2 separate regions of the Homo sapiens genome follow, and region 2 is linked to region 1. A link is a contact called in ENCODE Hi-C or POLR2A ChIA-PET data. All regions are on one chromosome and are shown on one strand. The core of a region is the stretch at or near the end of the contact, and the rest is flanking DNA. Distances in the headings are between cores, read along the strand shown. Region 1 holds the start of PIAS2 (protein inhibitor of activated STAT 2). Region 2 has its middle 18 kb from the start of ARK2N.

Region 1 (3,599 bases), core at 583-3,082:
AATTTTGCATTTTTGGTGGAGACGGGGTTTCTCCATGTTGGTCAGGCTGGCCTCCAACTCCCAACCTCAGGTGATCCGCCCGCCTCTGCCTCCCAAAGTGCTGGAATTTAGAGCGTGGGCCACAGCTCCTGGCCTAATTTTTGTATTTTTAGTAGAGACAGGGTTTCACCATGTTGGCCTGGCTGGTCTGCAACTCCCGACCTCAAGTGATCCACCTGCCTCGGCTTCCTAAAGTGCTGGGATTACAGGCATGAGCCACTGCACCTGGCCAAAACAATATGTGTGTGTGTTGTGTATATATACACAACACACACACACACACACACACACATATATATATATACACGCACACACATATATATCAAATAAACAATTACACAAATACCTACATAATTACCATGGAGACATCTCAGGAAGAAAAAGTTCAGGGTCCTAGGAGAGGTCATAACAGGGGAATTTGAATTAAAATGTGGGATGTGGGTGAGGGATGGTCTTCCTGAGGAAGTGACACTTAAAGTGAAACCTGAAGGATGAACAGGAGTTAGGAACAAAGAAGAGAGTGGGAAATTATTCTTGGTTCAAGGATCAACATTTAGAAGCCTTAAAACTTGAGGGGAGGCCGGGTGCAGTGGCTCACGCCTGTAATCTCAGTACTTTGGGAGGCCGAGGCGGGCGGATCACCTGAGGTCCGGAGTTGGAGACCAGCCTGACCAACTTGGAGAAACCTCGTTTCTACCAAAAATACAATCGCAGCTACTCGGGAGGCGGAGGTAGGAGAATCGCTTGAACCCGGGAGGCAGACATTGCGGTGAGCCGAGATCGTGCCATTGCACTCCAGCCTGGGCAACAAGAGCAAAACTCCGTCTCAAAAAAACAAAACTTGCGGGGTGCGGGGGCAGGGGAGTGGAAGGAAGACCTGGAAGTGCAGTGCGGATGAAACGAGGGGTAGTGGGAAGAGGCGGTAGGTAGGAGGCTGATTAAACAGGGCCTTAAAAGTTACATTGTTTTAAAGACCTCTCGTGTGTGGGTTCCACCCAATTCTTCAAGGAAATTGAACCCTGGACACCGTCCAGCGATTTTTCTGGCCATCTTGACTCAGCATCTTCCTTCATCCTATATCAGCACATTACGGGGGGGCCATCAAGCTTCCTTCTATCTACTTACTCTGCCTTGGCGTTTGACTCCTTCCTAGCTATCAGATTTCCCCGACTTTTTAGCATGGCCCTTCTGAGCGCTCTTATTTCACTTCTCCCCGCCCCCAACCCCACCGCCTAACTCTCCCAACTCTGCAGTCCGTGACCTTCAGGTGCCCTTCAAGGTCAGAAAAACTCGGCAAGGTTGGTACTTGCAGGACATTAGCAATTCAAAGAGGTGTCACACAACCTCACCATTAGATGGGAACAATAGCTTACCCAACACCCATATTTAGATTATTCCGCCACAACTACTCTGGGGGATGGTTTTATTTGCGGCGGCTTTCTCCGTCCATAGGCACCGCGTGAAGGGCACCGTAAGAATCTTCCCGAATGCTCCTGTCACGCGTCCCGGCCGCCTCTTCTTCCTCCCCGCCACTTCCCGAGGCCAGGCCCGCGGATAACGCCTCAGTTGCGACCCAGCTCTAGGCAGTCCGCAGGGGCCTCCGCCGGGGAGGGAAGGCACGACCTGGGGCCGAGCGGGGCCAAGCCGCGGGGCAGCACGCCGGGGCAGGCGCGGGCGGGCGCTGTCGCCGCGCGGACTGAAGGCGCGGGCGGAAGGCGGTCGCGCGGGTGGGCAGGGGGCACCGCTAGGGGCGGGGCTTCGGCGCGTCGGAGGCGGAGCTCCCGCGCCGTTCACGTGACGGGCCCGGCTGTAGCGGCGGCGGCCGCGGCGTCTTAAGCGGCGCCCAGTGCAGGATGGTGCTGGAGGCGGCGGCGGCCGTGGTGGCGGCAGCGTCGTTGGCGGCAGCGGGAGTGGGTGCGGCGGCAGCGGCGGCGGCGCCCGCGGGTGGTATAAAATGGCGGATTTCGAAGAGTTGAGGGTAAGCGGGAGTGGAGAGCGGAGGCCGCGGGGGAGGGGATGGGAGAGGAGGTGGGGAAACCGCAACGTCGCCGGCCGCCGCCTGCTCGTGCCTCTGGGGCCGGTTGGCGGAGCCCTGAGCCCCGGCCCGCGGACGAACGGGCGCCGAGGGCGCGGGGGAGGGGAGCGGGCCGGCGGAGGGCACGCGGGCGGCGCGGGGGCGGCGGGCCTGGGCCGCGGCGAGCCGGCTCCTGAGTGCTGCCAGTGGTCCGCACACCTGGCGCGGGGGGTCGGGGCGCCCTCCAGGAGGGGCACATGGGGACCCGACATCCCGGTTCGCAGTGAGGGCCGATGTGGGAAGCAACGTTTGATCTTGCACCTTCACCGGGGTGTACGTGTCTGTGGCTATTCACAAGTCTGCATGCTACTCACTTGGTGGAGGACTGTTTTCTGAAAGCTGAAGTTGCGTTTAGGAATCTCTCCTCTTCTTATGGCTGATGCTACCGTTTAGTCAGGTCTGTCACGAGAAAAGGCCCCTTCTCCCACCCTTGCCTCCTAACATCTTCGAGGAACCTAATGTTTGGGGATCCCTGCCTTCAATAATCGGCCTTAAACCTCGATATTTTCTTAGTGTTTTAGTAAGAAATCTGCAAAGTCTATGTTGTGAGGTTTGTGCACCCCTTTTACTCTTGAGGAAAAATATTTTTTTCTTCTCAGTCTTAAAACAAGATCATAACTTTATTGTTGATACCCTTGTATAGCAGAGGTCTGGAATAGGGCTGTGATGGGGGTAGAACAGAAGAGACTTTTTCCCCCCAGACTGATAACCTTTAAAGTCCTAACTAAGTGTGACGAATGAGATGGATTTGTGTGTATCGCTGAATTACTGGCGACATAAATGAGATGTTTACGGACAGAAACCCTGATTTTTTTTTTTTTTAAATGTATCAAGGTAGAGATGAGTGTAAACTTGAAATTACATTTACTGCAACTCGTTTGTGTAACACTTATGATATTAGGATTTCTTTTTCAAATAAGGAAGAGGAATCCGGTAAAAGGTTCAGTTTTGTATATTTATTGTTTTCCGCAAGAGATGGGATGGGGGAAGGATGTTGGCTGGTTACCTGCTTAGTGGACGTGAGCAAAAGAACGTATCCTCTGCTCTAAACGGAGATTGTTGGAGTTTGCACAGTGCCTGCCATATTCCCTCCTGCTGTTTCAAAAATAATTATTAAGTTCCCAGTAAACACATATTAATACATGTTATGCCCCATACTAGTTTATGCAGAGAACCATAAGTGTAGGTAAAGGGTGTTCATACTTGATAAGTTTAAGGGTTTTAGTGGCTCAGAGCCCCAGCTGTAGAGCTTTTAACACCTGTGGAGCTTTTCAAACAACGAACCCTGAACCTCACCTCTGTAAATTCATGCGTTAGATTTAGGATGGGTTGAGAAGACTGAACTCTGAAGTTATATTTATTTTTACCTGCCATTTTTAATTTTTGTGTAGTAACAGATGTATACAAGTTTTCTAAGTTCTTTTTTTTTTTTTTGTTAATGAAAACTTTCCAGGATTTTTATTAGACTCTTGTGAATGTTGTTGGC
Region 2 (3,599 bases), core at 813-3,312, 760 kb after region 1:
CCAGCACCCAGTCTGAAGATCCCCACAGAGGAACGGGATCCCCGTGAGAATACAGCTTATTCCTCTCCCTGTCCCAGGACTTCAGCCTGCAGTCTTCCACCAATCAATGATCTCCGCACTTCTGCCCACTCCAAAACCCTTAAGAACCCTAACCCCAAATTCCTTGGAGAGATGGAGATGAGGTTTTCTCCCATCTCCTCATTCAGTGACACTACAGTTAAACCTCTTTCTCTGCTTCAACCCGGTGTCTCGGCATATTGACTTGCTGTGTGCATCGGGCAAGCAGATGATGATGGCTCCACTAACCTCGTTTTTCCCTCTAATCTCCATTTTGTGCTGCAGCTTCTTCCTCACCCTTCTCTTTTGTATGGTGCCCCAGCTCACACCTTGGTCCACATTTACCCTCCAGTCATTGTTGCAGTTGCCTGTAGGTATCACCTGCCCCGGGGTTTCCCTCCTGGGACACTCTGGATTGCATGTGGACAAACCTAGAAGACAGAAGGAGTTAACATCCTATGGGGCAACCTTGACCCGAGGGGGCCAGAACTGGTGGATAAACATCCTCTATTATTTCCCTCAGACGAACAATTTTGAAGCTCGTTCTTTGGTTCTCTTTAGGGGCAAACAGGTGGACCACGCCCAGGCGGCCTCCCTGGAGATGAGCTTGATAAGGCAGCACACATTGGAATGGCTCTCCCTCCTTCCTTGGGTCACTCTCTCCAGTTCCTCACTCCTGTTCTGGGGTAATTCCCAAAATTAATGACCTGTGTGCAAGCTCTTGTCTGAGACTCTGCTTCTGTGGGAAACCCCAGCTGAGAGCTCTCCTTTCTCCCCAGGCCCCACTCTGTTTTTCCTTCTCTGTGCTGCTGTTTTTCTCCTCAAGTTCTGTTCTCCTCAGTCAGCCTTGGAGACACTGTGTTCCCAGGCAGGCTGCACATGACGAGGTGGGAGAGTACACCTCCACTTGGCTCACTGGAAACCAAGGGAACCAAGGTCAAGGAGGGCAGCAAGCACAAGAGAGGGACTACAGAGGGGAGGGGATGCTTCCAGCCCTGAGAAGTCTTCTTTGGAATAGAAGTGACTGGTCTAGCCTGAGAGAGAGTACGGCCTGATGTTCTTCCTGGATACCCTGCGCTCCTTGGATGTAGGCCTGGTGCTGGTTGGTGGCATGATCTGCAGGTCTCGGAGGATCCTTCCTGTCCTGCTCAGCTCACCTGGGCTTTCTCTGTGTGGGGCTTCTTCTCCAGCCTCCAAGTATACAACTTGACCTTGAGCAGCCCTCTGTTCTCCATCCTCACTGAAGACACAGCAGAAGGACTTTATTTACATTTAGTCTGTGGCAGGAAGGACCCATCCACTGAAGGGGTTCCCCCTCTGTGTCAGGCTTTGCTCAGGCTGTTGTAAGAACCTGTCACCATCTAGTCTCAGGAATGGTAAAACACTCCCCAGGCCAGGTGTGGTGGCTCATGCCTGTAATCCTAGCACTTTGGGAGGCCAAGGCCAGCCAGTTTACTTGAGGTCAGGAGTCCAAGACCAGCCTAGCCAATATGGTGAAATGCTTTTTCTACTAAAAATAAAAAAAAACAAAATTAGCAGGAAATCGCTTGAACCCAGGAAGCAGAGTTGCAGTGAGCCAAGATCGCACAACTGCACTGCAGCCTGGGCAACAGAGCAAGACTCTGTCTCAGAACAAAACAAAACAAAACACACTCCCCAAACGGTCACATTCCAAGCAACAGGTAAGGGAACAATAGAGTAAATTCTGGACTGATTCAAGCCTTGACAAAATTTCTAGGGTGGAAGAGTGAGAAGGAGAGCAACATTTCATGAAAAAACAAGGTCAGAATTTATTTGCAGTGAATAATACTCTAGCCCTCCAACTCAAGTATGCAAGAAACATCACTTTCTTCATTTCCTAGAAATCAATTTGATTTCTACTTTAAGGCCCCCACCTGGCAGGAGAATTCATACCAGTCATTGCTGAGGTTTCATTTGCCTTCCCCACCCAGGAAACCCCAGACACAATAGTTCTAAGAAGACATAGATGTGGCCAGAGGAACTTCCAGGTACAGCACTCAACCTAGTCTGCTCTATTGGGTAAGACGGGCATGAGGTCGCCTCCCATTAGGACTAGTGATAGCATAATAGAATAGAGTCCTAGAAACTGAGACAAGGAAGCTGCAAACTCAGCCTGAGCTCCTTGAGAAGGATTGACTCACTGAGGGGGAGAACTCTGAGCCATGACTCTAAGAATGACAAGAATTTTGCCTCATAGAGAAGAGGAAAAGCATTCTGGAAAGATGTCACAGTGGAATGAAAGGACTAGGTCATTTTGGGAATGAGTGCCCAGAGGCTGATACTCATTTGGATGTGGAGAAGGCAAGGGTAAGGGAGGAATTTAGAAAAAAGAAAAAAATCTCCTTTGAGACAAGCCTGGCCAACATGGTGAAACCCTGTCTCCACTAAAAATACAAAAATTAGCCGGGTGTGGTGGCACACTCCTGTAATCCCAGCACTTTGGGAGGCCAAGGCAGGTGGATCACTTGAGGTCAGGAGTTCGAGACCAACCTGGCCAACATTGCAAAACCCCATCCGTACTAAAAATACTAAAAATTAGCTGGGCATGGTGGCGGGCACCTGTAATCCCAGATACTCGGGAGGCTGAAGTGGGAGAATCGCTTGAATCTGGGAGGTGGAGGCTGCAGTGAGCCCAGATCATATAGCTGCACTCCAGTGTGGATGACGGAGTGAGACCCTGTCTCGAAAAAAGAAAAAAAGAACAAAATCCCAAGGAAGACTTATAACGTGGACTGTGATTTTTTTTTTTTCTCTTGCTAGGGTTGGGGCCTGTGTAATAAATAACCCTTTCTCTTTCTCTCCTCAAGTTTGGAAGCAACTAAAAAATAAGATGCAGGAAACAGGCGAACACTTAAATGTCAACTTTATGGCAGATCAAAGCTGGATTGGGGGACACGGTGCAAATGAGCAGCCTCCATGAACTTCCTATCCCATTCCTGTCACAGCAAATGTAGACAGACTATTCAACCAGTCACAGGAGCGCTGCCCTGTCTGAGCAGCCCAGAATCTACTCTCAGGCAAGTCCTAAAGAGAATACCTGGTGAGGCTTCCCACCTCAACTTCTCCCTTGAAATCTTCACACCAGAAGGTGATCTGGTTTCATGCTCTACCTCCCACCATGGTCTTGAAATATAAAGGAGGGCAGCTGACATGAGATCCATGGGGATTAATATTTCCTGGTGACATTTCAGGTAAAATATTGGGTGGAGAAAATATTACCGGATGGGAACCATTCTTCTTGCCGGGAGAGTCAGGCCAGAGAGACTCCAGGAATGTGGCTCCAATAGAGACCCCTCCACAGGGAAGCAAGAAGTAGGGGATGGAGTTTCCATTTCACAACCCATATCCACCCTGTGGGCACTCGCATTGTTATTGCTTTCTGAAATAAAGAACTACCTCACATCTGCGTAGAAATCAAACTTTTCAGAGTACTTTCACATCCATAAAACAAGAACATAGATACAAAGTAGAAGAGTTTTCTAAAATCATCTAAGCCTATTTCTCCTTTTACAGATGATAAA

The links. A loop is a pair of places that touch in the nucleus more often than their neighbours do. ChIA-PET counts read pairs that join two places held with the same protein, here RNA polymerase II (POLR2A). Pooled maps may share reads with other maps.
Region 2: a loop to region 1 is called in a pooled map, with 4 times the contacts of the local background. The contact joins the enhancer-like site here to the promoter of PIAS2 in region 1. A Hi-C loop is called at or near these places in 2 of 168 maps with a recorded cell type or tissue (B cell and breast epithelium) and 5 of 50 pooled maps. POLR2A ChIA-PET finds 5 or more read pairs at or near these places in 1 of 52 experiments (GM12878).

The regions. Positions count from the first base shown.
Region 1 is chr18:46,915,740-46,919,338 of GRCh38, reverse strand. PIAS2 (protein inhibitor of activated STAT 2) reads left to right here and starts at 1,832. Exons shown (of 14, transcript NM_004671.5): 1 at 1,832-2,017. The coding sequence starts at 1,994. It overlaps KATNAL2 (katanin catalytic subunit A1 like 2), which reads right to left and starts at 1,737. Exons shown (of 18, transcript NM_001387690.1): 1 at 1,413-1,737. RefSeq lists enhancers at 1-175, 1,683-2,436 and silencers at 1,573-2,312, 2,383-2,462.
Region 2 is chr18:46,154,379-46,157,977 of GRCh38, reverse strand. No RefSeq gene overlaps it. Among named protein-coding and RNA genes, the nearest start is that of ARK2N, 18 kb to the left of the region's middle. RefSeq lists a silencer at 1,887-2,093. Within about 2 kb of position 2,062, at least 6 of the 41 ENCODE cell types and tissues checked have a DNase peak (open chromatin) inside an H3K27ac peak, as active enhancers do.